Regions from separate parts of the Mus musculus genome. Here region 1 is linked to region 2. The links are chromatin loops, found by intact Hi-C in ENCODE. Cell type or tissue: heart. All regions are shown on one strand.

The links. A loop is a pair of places that touch in the nucleus more often than their neighbours do. Peaks named below come from ENCODE experiments on the same cell type or tissue, not always from the same donor. Only the 100,000 strongest peaks of a DNase experiment are listed, where the experiment ranks them.
Region 1: it touches region 2 in a loop (6-fold over the local background); 6 of 42 quality-filtered maps call a loop at or near these places.

What each region holds. Positions count from the first base shown.
Region 1 is chr1:40,112,674-40,120,673 of GRCm38, forward strand. It overlaps Il1r2 (interleukin 1 receptor, type II), which reads left to right. Exons shown (of 9, transcript NM_010555.5): 5 at 2,351-2,525; 6 at 5,282-5,344. Among named protein-coding and RNA genes, the nearest start is that of Gm16894, 31 kb to the left of the region's middle. In heart, CTCF peaks have their summits at 2,786 and 3,919 (motif pointing right); DNase peaks (open chromatin) are centred at 3,938 and 5,128.
Region 2 is chr1:40,219,720-40,227,719 of GRCm38, forward strand. It overlaps a transcript of Il1r1 not described here. Among named protein-coding and RNA genes, the nearest start is that of Il1r1, 43 kb to the right of the region's middle. In heart, no CTCF peak of the experiment used is centred here; DNase peaks (open chromatin) are centred at 3,192, 4,072 and 5,262; H3K4me3 peaks cover 546 bases; H3K27ac peaks cover 2,246 bases.

The DNA.
Region 1 (8,000 bases), 110 kb before region 2:
TTTCAGGTTTTAAATGCTTGAAAAAAAATGAAAAGAATACTCAAGTGCATGTGACCATTGACTAAGGCTCACACTCCCATGTCCATAAGCACATTTGTATCGGGGTTTCCGTTTACGTATTTTCTTTGTCTGTTCCACTGTGTAGTAAGACAGAGACCGTGTGGTCTATGTGGGCAATAAACTATGTCCCATCTGGCTCTTATCTGTAAGGACTTGCCCACCCCTGATGCAGACTATAGAGAGATGCTGAGAAGGCTTGTATTCCTTTAGTCATTGATAAGAGTTCGTCCTTTAATCAATAGGTCAACCAGCTGATCGTCAGTATTAACATCAAGATGTGTACACACACACATGCACATATGTATGTGCACATATTTATATACACCGTAGCAATGCAATGCTGGAAACTTTAAAATGCCTTCCTGAAAGTAGTTTGTGCCTATGGATAAGCCTGGGGAACCACAGAGAGCCTTCTCTTGGTTTAGAAAGAGCAGGCAGAGGACACATACAGAACTCCCCTGCAGAGGATGAAACATAGATCTGGAAACAATGTGTCTGGGTTAGAAACCTTCCTTCTTTTAGTTTGTTGCATTTGCTTCCTGTCTTGTAGCTGTTGCTGCCGTGAGCAGGATGCCCGGCTTCCTGGAACTGTTTTGAAGGCTAGGGATGGAGTACTGTGCATGCAGCCCCTGCACCATGCTTAATCAATGGGGCTGGCATGGGATGTTAACAATAGCCGCGCCTCCCACAGTCCCCCTGAGCATTGCTAAGTACTTACTCTGCTCCCCCTGTTCTCACCTCAGGGGCAGGGGCTGCTCACTTCTCCCCTCTCCAGAGGACAGGGACAGAAGAAACTGACTCAAAGTCTACGTTTATAGAGCAACTGTCATAATGTGCCCTGCATTCATATTTGTCTACTCAGGCTAGGAGCTGTGAGATTTCCCCCCTTTAATTAAGTATATTTTGAAGAAGGGCCATGGCAGTCTCTGAAAGCCTTGATCTCTGATCACATTTTTTTTTCTTTTAAAGATTTATTTCTTTATTATATGTAAGTACACTGTAGCTGTCTTCAGACACACCAGAAGAGGGCATCTGATCTCATTACAGATGGTTGTGAGCCACCATGTGGTTGCTGGGATTTGAACTCAGGATCTCTGGAAGAACAGAGCCATCTGAGCCATCTCTCTGGCCTCTGACCACATTTTATCTCCTCCACTCCCTCTCTCCTTTCCACCTAATCCCTCCTTCCCAACCAACCCCTCCTTCCCACCCCTCCCTTCTCCCCACTCCTTCCTCCTCCTTCCCACCCCTCTCCCTTCCCCCCCAATCCCTCCTCCCCACCCTCTTTCCTTTCCACCCCTCCCTCCTTTCCTCTTTTCTTCCTTATCACCCCTTCCCCCACCGTTGACAGGGTTTCTCCATGTAGTTGAGTCTGGCCTCAAGCTCACAGTCCTCCTGTCTCAGCTTCTCAAGTGCTGAGATTACAGGTACAAAATACCATGCGCAGGGTTCTCGTGTACTGAGGCTATGGAACACTCAAGATGTTTTTACCTGGCCTACTCCTTCCATTTTCCCTGGAGGCCTTGCTCCCGAGGGCTCTGTTTTGTCAAGAACCTCTAGGACTCTATGTCTTTATGAGAAGATGGACCCCATCTCTCCTATTTTTCTATTTACAAAATTTCCTTTCCTGTAGTAAGTCCTAAATTGAAATAATTTTTAGATAAATTCCTCCAACATGGTCTCTTCCAGCCCTAGGTTTTCATGTCTTCCTGGCTGTTTAGTAGTGATTTTCTTTTCTTTTTTCTTTTTTTTAAAACAATTTTTCATTAGATATTTTCTTCATTTACAATTCAAATGCTATCCCAAACGTCCCTTATACCCTCCCTGACCCTTCTCCAACCCACCTACTCCCGATTCCTGGCCCTTATATTCCCCTAGTAGTGATTGTTCTTGATACTGCTCATAGTCAGAAGAAGGCAGTTAGATCTTAAGTATATTTGTACTTAAATGGTTTAAAATAACTTAATCTTTAAAAAAATGTATTCTTTTTTTTTTCTAAATGGAGCAGGGGGGCACACCCATGTCACCCTAGAAGCCAGGAGGCTTAGGCAGGAGAATCAAGAGTTTAAGTCTAGTGTGGGCTACATGACAAGATTCCACCCTAAGGGGGAAAAATTGGTCATTTCTCTAACAATACAGCTAAAAATGCGCCACAAAGACAAAATGGCCAAAGTAAGTATATGCCAGGGAATCTCTTGGGTTGTAGATTCCACATCGATTGACAACAACACTCAATGTTCAAGAGCGATGTTATTCTATAATGTAACTCTCAGATGCATCTCCCCTCTAGGGCGCCATACTCTTGGATAAAGGCAATAAGGAATTTCTGAGTGCAGGAGACCCCACACGCCTATTGATATCCAACACGTCCATGGACGATGCAGGCTATTACAGATGTGTTATGACATTTACCTACAATGGCCAGGAATACAACATCACTAGGAATATTGAACTCCGGGTCAAAGGTAAATACATACCACCGAGGTACCTGTCTTGCTTGGTTCTAGAAGCAGCTTGATAATAAATTCAGGATCACCTAAAAATCCTCGAATGTCTTTGGCATGAAGGAAAAAGAAAAACATGTTTATCAACTATTCTAGATGTTACTAAACCACGAACAAGATACTTTAAGACGTATAAGGCAGGGAGTTCTAAGAGAAGGAGAGTTAATTCTTGGTCAGGAAAGGGATGAAAGCAGGTATTTGAAGGTTGCAATGCTAAAACTCACCACTAGAGGGGGTACAAACTAAGGCGTCCTGGGAAATGGAAGGTTCATGAGCTCTGAGCTGGTACGGACACTCTTGTCAAGCCTTAAAATATACTTCGGAGGGACTGAGAGTTTACTGCAGTGGTTCTAAACCTGTGGCTCACGACCTGTTTGGGAGGTCACCTATCCTTCATGTCAGGTATTTCCTATATAATTCGTAACAGTAGTAATTTACAGTTATAAAGTAGCAACTAAATAACTTTATGGCTGACATAAAATGTCCACATGAGGACCTGTATTAAAGGGTCACAGCTTTAGGAAGGGTGAGAACCACCATTTTACTAGGTTTTTGACCAGAGCGCTGAGCAGAGTGCCAATTGTGGCTCTTTGTACAGGCTGACTACTACCTGCCTGAGAGTTTGACAACAGAAACCTTCAAAATCTTGATTTTTTTCCAAGAATTGGCATATTTTCACCAGCATAATGAAATCTTGGATATAGGCACAAGTTTAAACATGAAATTAGTGTATGCTTCATATATATTTTTTACACATAACCCAAAGATAGTTTGATGTGATATTTTGTTTACATCTTTTTTTGAGACGGGGTCTTGGGCTATACTTGGTCCAGTGGCTATAAGCTGGCTTCTAACTAGAGAACGTACTGTAGCTCTTCCATGCAGAGGTAACTCATGACTGCCACCAGGTCGACTATCACAGTATTTTAATTAATTCTGTGCATTCAAACAAAGTCTTACAGTATGGAATTTCCCACGCACAGCATTATATTGTTGCTTAACAAGTTTCAGGTCTTAGAGTAACTCAGATTTTGCAAACCCAGAGAAACGATGCTCGGCCTATGCCAGGACAGATTATACGTGAAAAGAACGTGATAGGCAGAGCTGGCCAGTATTGAACAGTCGTTTAATGTAGTCGTTTACCCCCAACTCTTACATGCTGGAGAGGAAGCGAGGTGAAGGGAAAATAGAATCAAATATGTGAGCCCCAGAGACTCATTCGTGTCACTATCCTGCCTGAACCGAAGCCTCTGGCCTATATTTGTTTTCCTGTCCTGTGAGAAGAGAACAGGCTCACATCTTCTTGCTCAGTTCAGGGTGGTGTCTGAGAACGGGCTTCACCACTCGTCTGTGTGATACTGCACAGAAACACTAGGGGGCGGCAGACCTGCGTATTGTACCGAGTTGTGAAACTAGGGCCACACAGTGGTTCTTAAATGGGGCTGCCCTGTCTGGCCTCAGTGGGAGAGGAAGCACCTAGCTTTGCAGAGACTTGAAGTGCCAGGGTGGGGTGGGGGTGGGGGATACCAAGGGGCGGGGCAGCACCTGCTCAGAGGAAAAGGGGCTGGGGGGAGGGGGAGGGGTTGTGGGAGGGGGTGACCGGGATCAGGGCAGTAAGTTCGATGTAAAGTGAGTAAGTAAAATAAAATAAAATAAAATCAATCAGTCAATAAATCAAATCAAATTTGATGAGTTGCACACGAGATAATTTAAAAAAAGTGGGTCCTGAACCAGACACAGTAGAGTTACCTGAGGATTCATCACACACACAATCCTAGTGCTCCTCACACAGGGAAGGAAGATCTGAGTGCTCCTCACATGCGCAGTCTGACTGTAGCGCCCCCCCCCCCGCCCCCCGCCCCCCCCACCCCCCGCCCTCAGACTCCAGTAGTACCTGCACAGGAGACTCTAAGGTCCTATGCAGATCTGATAAATAGGCGCTTGGGAGCTGAGGTGCTGTAATCTATATTTCCCAAGCACTTTACCTTCAAGGCCGTGGTGTAGGCACACCCTGGTCTCATCTGGTGCTTACATGGTAACTTAAGTGCTTGCTTTTTTAGTAGTAGAAACAAGAACAAGAAAAATGGGTCCAGTTGAGGGATGGCTCCCAACCCTCTTCTCACTCCCCAGCTGGCTCCTTTGCTCCACTTCAGGTGCCCAGTTTCTTCAAGCTGGTTCGAATCCTTTGGAGGTCCACTCCAACCTCCCTAAGGAGTTAATATGACATCAGTGACCAAGGTGTGTCACTGAATTTAGTTCCCAGTATGGGATTGGTCTTCCACACAGATGGCTCTCTAACCCACTTTCCGACCCCCCCCTTGCTCCCCCCCCCCCCCCCCCCCCCGCCTGCTCTTGAAGACATGGCTCTTTAATCTTGAGGGAGGGCAAAACATGCTGTGGAGACCATAAGTGTGCATTCAGGAAGCCCGGGAGAGGAATAGCTAATTGTTCAACGCAGAGCAGATAACGAAGACCATCTGCCAGAAGAATGTGTAACCATGGCCTCGTCCGGGAATGCCTCTGCCGGGAAAAGCATTGGCTTAAGATGCTCAGTTTCATGGAGAGGCCCATTTCCTTTGCCAGACAGAGGCGGAATCTCACAATGTCTGCTCCCATGGGGGCAGGGCCACTTAATTAGCTAAATAAGCAAATCTGAATCTGTACTGGAAACCAAGGCGACCTCCTCATGCAATCTCTTTTCCGTTCTATCTTCTCAGGAACAACCACGGAACCCATCCCTGTGATCATTTCTCCCCTGGAGACAATACCAGCATCATTGGGTAAGGATCTACAAGAATTGTGTGGCCCACGAACCCATGGTGGTGCCTGAAACCATCAGAGGGTTTGGGACCTGTGCCAGCTGACCACATTATGCTTTTGGGTGCACAGTGCCTGAGTGAGGCCCACGAACCACACTATGTAGGGGCCTGACATGACCACCGAAGGGACCTTTGTCTTCAAGTATTGTTTGGCAGTATTGCCATTCTTTGAGAGCAATGATACTTTATTTCCTGAAAGTTAGACCCACAAAAACCTAAATGTTACGGGGAAAATAATTTGGTAATAGTTATTAACTGTAGGAAGGGGGTCCACAGAGTTGGCTGGCACCTTTAGTACATTCAACTTAATTCTCGTTCTCAATATTTAGCAGCTACTCAGAATTCCTATAAGACTCTCTTTGTCAAACAGAGCCAGCAGCGACTGCAGATAGTTCCCCGTGATTAGAGTAGCTGGTATATTCACCAATGGTATGATGAAAAGGGGTTTCTGTTTTTACCCCTGCTGATGCAGGACGTCTGGCCAACAGACTTGTTGGATGGTCCGTAGTGGGTGTCCAGTGAAGGCACATTAGTGAACTGTAGCGATCCTTTCTGAAGCTCATGGGAGGGAAGGGCTGCCCATGTACTGAGCATCTACTCTGCCTGGTGGGTGTGCATTTCATGTCAACACTGACTCTCTCCGAAGGTCTTATTTCTACTGTTTACCACAAGAAAAGCCTCCAAGGAGTGATAGAGATATAGTGTACTTCAGAAACTCGGGGCTGGGGTCAAGTTTGGCTGTAGATTTTGGTCTGTGTGCCCGGGAAACTGATGTGGACATACCTTCTCATATGCTTGTTTCTAATGATGCAGGTTTTAGAGTTCTTATGCTCATTCATCAAGTTCTGGCTTCAGAGTCCGTTTTAGTTTTTTATTTTAAAAGATTTATTTTTTTTATTAGGTATTTTCCTCATTTACATTTCCCAATGCTATACCAAAAGTCCCCATACCCACCCCCCACTCCTCTACCCACCCACTCCCCCCTTTTGGCCCTGGCGTTCCCCTGTACTGGGACATATAAAGTTTGCAAGTCCAATGGGCCTCTCTTTCCAGTGATGGCTGACTAGGCCATCTTTTGATACATACGCAGCTAGAGTCAAGAGCTCCGGGGTACTGGTTAGTTCATATTGTTGTTCCACCTATAGGGTTGCAGTTCCCTTTAGCTCCTTGGGTACTTTCTCTAGCTCCTCCATTGGGGGCCCTGTGATCCATCCAATAGCTGACTGTGAGCATACACTTCTGTGTTTGCTAGGCCCCGGCCTAGTCTCACAAGAGACAGCTATATCTGGGTCTTTTCAGCAAAATCTTGCTAGTGTGTGCAATGGTGTCAGCGTTTGGAAGCTGATTATGGGATGGATCCCTGGATATGGCAATCACTAGATGGTCCATCCTTTCATCACAGCTCCAAATTTTGTCTCTGTAACTCCTTCCATGGGTGTTTTGTTCCCAATTCTAAGAAGGGGCAAAGTGTCCACACTTTGGTCTTCGTTCTTCTTGAGTTTCATGTGTTTAGCAAATTGTATCTTATATCTTGGGTATCCTAAGTTTCTGGGCTAATATCCAAGGTAAGTATCTAAAAGATTTATTTATTTATTTTATGTATATGGATATACTGTAGCTATCCTGAAAAAGGTATAGGATACCATTACAGATGGTTGTGAGCCAACATGTGGGTGCTGGGAATTGAACTCAGGACCTCTGGAAAGCAGCTCTTAACCACTGAGCCATCTCTCCAGCACCCCCCCCCCCACCACCAGCGTCTGTTTTAAAACAAAACATTATTATTAGTTCTGTTTGGGGTTGGCTTCAATGTTAACGTTTACCTGGAGGCCATAGAGGTAGAGGCCCTTGTGCATGGGTTCAAATTACTGGTGTTCCTCTTGCTTATCTGACTGTCTTCTCGAAAGCCAGAGTAGTAGAGACAGTGGTCGGTCCTGGTTTCCAGTTTGCTGGGTCTCAGGTGCTCTCCAGCTAAGTGGAGCCCAGTCCTGTCTGTGGCTTTGAAGGCACTGCAGTGCGTGGTGCAGTTACATGCCCACTTTTTGCTTGTGTGTTTTGTTTTATCCTAGCTATGAGCGCGGGTTCAGGCTTTCTGTACTCTAGGCATGACCTAGATATGACGGCCTGCCATAGCTGGTGGGAGCGTTTAAAGTCCCAGGGATAAGAAGTGATGGAGAGTTGCTGATGCTCTCTGAGTGTGACGTGGGGCCAGACATACTAACAGGCAAACTGTAGAAGCTGTATCTTCAAGAGTCCGAAGTGAGTCTTCTTTTCTATTGCCTCCTCTTTGGTGACTCAGAAAGAAAAATAATTTCCTGTGATTGAGGCAAGGGATTGGCATCATCGAAGTGCACAACAGTAGAGAAAGTATTGTCCTTAGATTGTGCCACTGGTTTTCAAAGGGTTAATTCTAAACCCAGACCCTCTTGGAATGAAGCATCCCATTGGGAAAATGTAAAGCTGAGGCCAGCAATGGCAGAAGAAAGAGTCACATGTGACGGGATATTTTTTGCAGTTAACATCGGTTGTGGAAAGAAACAGCTCTGAGTATTGAATGTTCTGTGGTATTACAGTGGCCTTGGTGAAACCATTCAAGTCTATGTGCTTTGGGGCTTTT
Region 2 (8,000 bases):
GGAGGCTTACAGTTCAAACAGCACTCTCGATTTTGTTGCTGGCCCCTTGATTGAGTCACATGGTGGCTGCACAAACATGAGAGAGAGATTGCATGGTGAGAAAGGAAGCCTGGGAGGAGCCAGCTGTGCTCTTTCCTCATAACTCTCACTAAGAAACTAGGACTGTCACTCTATTTTGAGGACAATGACCCGGCCACCTTGCACTAATGACCCACCTCTTAAAGGTTCTATTACGTCTTAACATTACTACCTTGGGAAACCAGGCTTTTGATGTGCGAACCTTCAGAGACAAATTAAATTCAAGTTGTAGTGCTTTGAATTTGCTCTTTGAAAAAAATGCCACCTCTCACTTAATCTCCCTTTCTTGTGTCCTTTGGCTCTGGACAACTGAAAGGTGTCATGAGCATGTCTATGCACTGCGTGGCTGCTTCCATCCTGGGAGGAGACTGTCTGGTGTACACAGAGGAGGCAAGAAGGCACCCACTGGAGAGCTTTTAGACTGCTAGGTGACCCACTCTTCAAGATGACCGATTTATGGGCATCTCTGAATGTATCCAGCCCTACTAACCACATTGTACATTTTACTCATAAGGCAGATCCCTGCAAACTATTTTCAAGAAAAGTCCCACTTCAGTAAATTCTGGTTAATCTCCACCTAAAACCCCATGAAGCAAAAGGTTGAATGAGGGGTCATCCAACTTGACTTTTTCTTGGTCAATTCATGATTTCTCTCAGCAGCCTGACTTGAAATGCCAGAAGATAATGCTTGTAATAATTCACTTGTAAACTTCTCTGTCCTTCATGGGGGCTTAAAAAAAAATCCCTAAACCTCAGCCATGAGTGTGAAATCTATTTGTCTACAGGATGAGGGATTAAGGGCTACATTCTCCCCGAGGTCTGGTAGGTTAGGAGGAGGCACAGGATGGCCTGAATTAATTGTGCCATTGTCTGGGAATGAGAATAAAATTTATAGGCAAGCAATCAAATGTGGCTCCTTGAGGCTGACCACAGAGGTCACAACAGGCCATTGGGCATGCCATGATAGCTGTTACTGTGTAAGAGGGCAGAGTTTAAACCAACAGAATGTGTCACTAGAAGGCATTAGAGATCAACTAATTTAAGTATAGAATTTCCAGACTCAGAAAAATAGAGGTATTCTATTCTTTCTTAATGGCCTATAGATCCAAGAATAGACTCCTTGCAGCAAACTGCACATACATGTACACACATGTTCATGCATCATCATACTATCCATGCTTCTTCATCCTCCTCTCACATGTAGAAAATACATGGAGTTTAGTTTCTATAAATATATTTATAAATGTGCATTAATTCCGAGCTGTTCACATTCCAGAAAAATATGGGAGTTATTTATGACCTTCTATGTACTACCAATACATAAATACAGATGAAGTGGAAACTTAAGGGTTCTTTAGAAAGTTGTGTTGGATGGTGTTTTGCTGGGGCAAATACGTGGAGTGATTTCCTGAAGTGGACACAGGTGAAAGACTAAGATAGACTTGTGAAGGAATGTTTAGCCAAGGCAGACACTGGTGAAGTGATGTTCTGCTAAAGCCAGTGCCCATTGCTAACAACATGCATAAATTAGTCTGCCAATATAATCGCGTGGTTGAGTTGTATTTGTTGGGACTCCTAGAGAGAAACACACCAAAAACCTTCGGTGCTGCGCTGCAGTTTCTTGCTGCTTCCACAGACTCAGGCCGATTGGCAGAGTGATGTCAGATGAGATAGGCTCACATGCTGAGGCAAGACCCCTGGAGGACACATGATGTTTGGAGGGAGTATAAAAAAATACTGGAGGGACAGTGACGGAGGCTGAGGGCTGGCTGTCTCTCTAGGTAGTGCCACTGCTGCTGATTCCCGTTTGCTACCGAGCTGGACTTCTGGTGGACCCATGAACCTGTGAGCTGAACTGCTGAGTTCCGGACAGCACAGACGGGAGTTGCTCCAAAGAACCTTTCTAAACAGGTCCTCTTCCCCATATCCTTTCTTTCCCACTGCCTCTGGTGGGCGGTGGGCTACAAGGGAGGTTAAAGCATTTAAAAACCATCATTAAAAATAGGTTTTGAAGAAAAATTAAAGTCACATGCAGACAATCTCGAGTTCTTCCAAGGAAGTGTGTGTCAATGACACTGTGTTATAACCACATTATCTGACACACTTAATACTAAATTCTTAGGAATCAGCTCAGATTGTTGCATACTGTAGCACTCAGGAAGAAACTGAAGTCCGGGAAAATTTCCATTAGCTTCTTGTGTTGAATTTTCATTGTCAACTCTGACTATTTATTTTCCCTAAACTCTGTGGGCGGGTGACTGGACAGCTGGCAAAGCCCAGACAGGAGTGCACGTGGGGCTTTCCTGTTTGCTAACTAAGAGTATACGTCCTTAATAGGGCTCTCCTTGTTGAGGGTGAGAGAAGAAACTCTGCAGTAAAAAAAGAGGACCAGAAACATTCCTCAGATAGAGCCTCTCCTCTTGCTGCCCAGGAAGAATAGGCTAAACTGATTAGAGGAGAAGTATGGGAAGCAAATTCTTACTTGGGAGAATGCTTAGTGCCTTGGGTGGGTTAGTCTCCTCCTCTTCCTCCTCCTCTTCCTCTTCCTCCTCTTCCTCCTCCTCCTTTCCTCCCTTCCCCTCATCTCCTCTCCCTTCCCCTCCTCTCCTCTCCCCTCCTCTCTTTCCCCCTCCCCTTCTCCCCCTCCTCCCCCTCTACTTCTTCCCCCCCATCTCTGCTTTTCCCACTCTAGGAAGCCAGAAATACCTCTGGAATGAAGCGCTACCCACCCTCTAAGTCAGTGGAAGATATTGCATTGCTGAGTGTTTTAGCTTGGCTGTGAGTACATCAGCAGGCTTCTCTCTGAAAACTGTGGGCACCCCCAAGGCAGCCTCTCCTTTGTCCGATGGTTTCTGGTCCACCCAGAGCCTCCCTATCTCTCCCAATCTTTATAGGAGGAAAATCAAAAGCAGGAGAAAAAAATAGGAAGAGAAACAGGAGGTGGGAGAAGAGGGGGAGGGAGTACCAGGAAGAAATGAAAGCAGAGGAGGGAGCAGAAGTGAGAAGGTTCGGGAGGACTGGGAAGGGTGTAAGGGAAAGGACTGGAGGAAGGGAGGAGAGGTCAGGAGAAGCTGGTGACTGGAACTGGCTCGCACTGTTCCTGCGGAGGAAATGCAGGGAGGCTCCTTTTCCGCAGCGTGCTCCCTCTCGCTCTTCCCCTGTCACTGCTGTGGGCTTGGGGTGTCAGACACTCGGGGATTCTGATCATTGAAACCCATACTCTCCCAGCCTAGCTTTAAATGATGGAAAGATACCTTGGCTCCATCTCTTTAAAGTGCCGAGATAGCCTGGGATGGACCAGTGAGGAGCACTTCCTCGGTTCTTCCCTGGAAGGCCCTCCACTTCCCGAGTGTGAATTCCATCCCGAAGATAACCTCAGTGCTTGTCTTAGGAAGGCTTAACAGGGGAAGGAAAAGCAGGGTGGAGAAATAGGGGCTGGAGTTTTACCAATATACGTTATAAGCATGTATGATATTCTCAAAATCTTTAAAAACCCACTGGCAGTGAGTGGCCCTTTCAGGATAAACTTTCCACTATTGTTAAGACCTAGGTTCGATTTCCTGTGGCTTGACTGGTCCTGAAGGCATACACCAGGCAGAAGGGGGATGGACTTGCTATCTGGGAGTCTGCCCCGGGGCCTCGTTTCTTCAGACCTCCAGACACCTGGTGTTGGGACAGGTCAGTTCTTCCCAAGCCCGCTCCACGTGGGAGCAAAGGTGGAAAGTGCCACTTCTCAGCATGTATACATCCACTGTGTGTGCTGGGCCAGGGTGTTACCCATTGTAATGGTCACAAAACCATAGCAAGAAGGTTAACCAGCCCCCAGCCCCTGCAGCAGCTCAGGGTTGCCATCATTCTTGTCTGGGCCTAAATAAGACCATTTGCTTTTATTAATTACCAGTTCATCACGGCTGCCTGGTTGCCGCCTAGCACAAGAAAGCCTTCCAGAAAAAGGCACCCAGAAGGGTGAGACCCTTAGGAAACCCTTAGGAAACCACCCAGTTCCTGACTGGACAAATCCTGTTTCCAAACCAATCATCTGGATCCCAGTTAAGACTTACAAAGCTGCAGCAGATAGGGCCCACCTCTGCCTGGCTGAGGTGTCTTGAGAAAGGCACCTAATATAGCATGTTCTCTTCATCTTAACATAGATATAAAATTTTACATTTCCCAGAAGAAAGCCTGACCCAGATCCCCACCAGCCCTTGAAGAGAGAAGGTAAAATCTACAGCAGGGGATCATCCCAGGGAGTCAAGGGGGGCTGTTCTCCGGGGAACAGTGGAAAATATTAGAAGACAAGGTAAAAGAGGAGGGAGGACATCCTGTGGGGTCCCCTTTAAGTAAGTGGCAGAAAAGGGATCTAAGCACTCAAATTAAGAACAACGATTTAGGGCTGGAGAGATGGCTCAGCAGTTAAGGGCACTGATTGCTCTTCCAGAGGTTCTGAGTTCAATTCCTAGCAACCACATGGTGGCTCACAACCATCTGTAATGGGATCCAGTGCCTTCTTCTTGTGTGTCTGAAGATAGTGACCGTGTGCTCACATACATTAAATTAATAATATTTTTTTTAAAAAACCAAAAATTTACCCACTGTTTTCTGTAGACAGTGTGACAGCCATTCTGAGTTGCATGAAGACATCTTGGGAAGGGTACTGAGAGCAACCAGGAATGTCCATCAAGGCCAACTGACAGGGGATTTATAGCCTGGAGTAGGTAGTTAGGTGGCTTGCTATCTGTGATAGCGGAGTAGAGGCCAGCATGATGACAGGCCACACTCTTATGACTCTGAGAACATTCTCAGGAGAAGCAGGAATAAGTGAGAAAGCCCTGCAGCAGCCCCGCCCCCCTGCCTCCCCAAGGGGCTCCAGGCTTCCAGGTATAGGGTTCTGGCTCTGAACTCTTTGAACTGAGTAAAGTTTTGTGGCATAGACTGGGAGATGGCAGTGTGTGTTGGGGGTGGGGTTAGATCCCAGGCCAGGCACTGTCTGCGAAGAATCAGGGTAGGACTGTAATTTTAGGCCAGGTATATGTTAGTGGGTTCATCTAGATTTAATGTAATATTAGACAAGGGGAGAAAGCCTGCCTTGGGAACTGTGGGAGGCTCATGTGCAGCCAGGGTACTAATATTTCATAAGGGCCTGGCACGTTTGCTGAATGCTTCTGGCTTACTGCCCAGCACCGAGTTTCCTGTTCATACTGTTCATACTTCCCCAGATGTGTCACTGCAGGATTAAAACCCAAGAGGCTCTGACACAGGCGTCATCAGGAGCCCACTTTCTCTGGGTCGTCTGACTAGAAGTGAGCTGTCTGTCATTCTTGTGCACGCCAGCCCAGTAATCATTTGGAGGCAAAGCAAACTGTAAGTAATGCTGTCCTGGGCTGACTTGAGGAGGCAGTTTTCGTTTTAACAGCCAGTGTTTATTTGCTCAGCAAACGTTGTCTCGGGGAGAAATGTCGCTGGATGTCATCAGAGTTCCCAGTGCCCCGAACCGTGAACAACACAAATGGTAAGATGGCTTGCTGCACTTTAGGGTTTTCTGTCTCGGTATTTTTCCTCCTTCTCGGGTATGTGGAGATGTTTACTTACACGCTGAAGAGTTATTTGGGAAGGACAAATGGAAACCGAGTAAAGATAACACTATGCTGTTCACTCAAAGGAGACACAGAATTTCTTGGTATTTTACATCCCTACGGGCACACTTTAACATTAAGAGGTGTGCATTAGCATATTAAGGTGGCCTGGAGTTAGGCTTCATTGTGTGGGAGATTCACTATGAAATGCATGGAAATTATAATCTCTAAGTACTTTTAGGACTTATTGTAGACTCCTTTGAAGCATACTGTTTGTGAGTTAACATCACTTATAATAAGCTACTTGTAATCTATCACAGTCATGGCTCTTGCACCAGTGGGGAGGGTTGTAAAGAGAAGAGCTGTTTCTGAGGTTGATTTAAAATGCCATTTTGGACCTTAGAACCAAGAAGCATCACTTCCCATCAGTGACTGCGGTATAGAGGGATGCACTCACACTAGAGGGTTCTTGGAGGAGGACAGCCTCACTAGAGGGTGTGCTGAGGGCCTTGCAAAGCTATTACCAGGAGCCACTCGTTGCAGAAGTGATCATGTACCCTACAGGCAACACACACACACACACACACACACACACACACACACACACACTTCTTTCCATAAGAGTTAAAAAGCAGCCTTGGAAAACAAGAACATGCTTTCTTTTTTGTTTTGTTTTGGACACAGAGTCTTGCTGTGTAAGCTCTCTGTTTGGAGGCTTTGTACATAGCAATAGAGAAGGTTGTGTACGCACTCAAATGAGGATTATAAACTTTGCTCTGATTTCTCATTGGACACCCTAACCTTTATAGTTCCCATCAGCCATCTTTCTGTTAATAACAACAACAACAACAAACAACAAACAACAAACAACAAACAACAACAACAACAAAGGGGACAGAATCAGAAAGAATAAAGACAGGAAATAAGGAAAAATCTGAGGGTGTGTGCGGCAAATTGAAGTTTACTGTCTTCCATTTAATTCATTAGACTCCAAATTGTTTCACACAGAACGCTAGTTTTGTGCTGTGTTGGTGAGCTTCTAGATGGTTATAACACAGGGAGGAACTCTCCCAAAGGTGCAGACAGGCAGGGACCAAAGCGTATGCCGAGTCCCAGCATGTACTTGAGGAGCAGCTGGCCCTTTGTGGGTTGTATGCTCTGTACCTGTTCTCTATGCTCACTGTAAGCACGTTGATCTGCTAGGAAGGGGCGAGAAGAGAATTACCCAGATGATCGGGGAATACTTTCTGAGATTAAGACGGTATTTCTAATAGGGTAATTCATCTTTTTTTTTTAAAAAAAAGATTTATGTTATGCATGTGAGTATACTGTCACTGTCTTCAGACACATCAGAAGAGGGCATCAGATTTCATTAAAGATGGCCTTGAGCCACCATGTGGTTGCTGGGATTTGAACTCAGGACCTCTGCAAGAGCAGATGGTTGTGCTTTTAACTGCCAAGCCATCTCTCCAGCCCCCAGGTAATTCGTCTTTAAAAGTCATTTTCAACAGCACAGACACTGGTTAAAAACTATGGGCCCACAAACCTTATTGGCGTAAGCCTGACAGTCTAATGAGTGGGAAGACATGGCAGCCATTATGAAGGAATGATGAAGGTCTGCTTCTAGAACGTGCCTTTCAAAAATCAGAGACAGTACTCGTTCGTTGTTACAAAGGTAAATCCACAGAGATGATAAAAGGTAGAGAGCAATTCTGCATCCCGGCAAGATGAATACCCTGGTGGGTCATTGCGCCTCTGTGCACCCTTCCTCTGAAGTCTGAGTAATTCAGACTGGACTTGGAGACTTCAGAGTTTTGGACTATGGGGACACAATGAAGACTGTGTAAATATTCCCAGATCAAACATTTTCTAAAATCTGAACAGTTCTGGTCCCCAGGATTTCAGATACGGGAAAGTTAACCTGTAACATTAATGGCTATCTTGGTTTCTGAATATATTTGCATTTTGAAGAAATATACTCATACTACATATGTTTTATTACTTGGTTTTACCTTCTAGCAACATAGTGTGAGCAATTTTTCATAGCAACGAGTTTCTTTTTATCAAGGTGTTAGGGGTCGGGGAGATGGCTCTGTGGGTAGAGAGCTTACTGTGCATACTAGGTGAGCAGAGACGCACAGATCTGGGGATCCCCCTGGCCAGGCTGTCTAGCTCACTGGGGGAGCTCTTGGTTCAATGAGAGACCCTGTCTCAAAAAAAAAAAAAAGGCAGAGAAGTGATTTAGGAAGACACAGAGGTATTTCCACATATGCCAACATATTACTGTTCACACATACCCCACAAGCTTTTAAAAACATGTTATATATCTTATTAAATAGTATTGGTAGA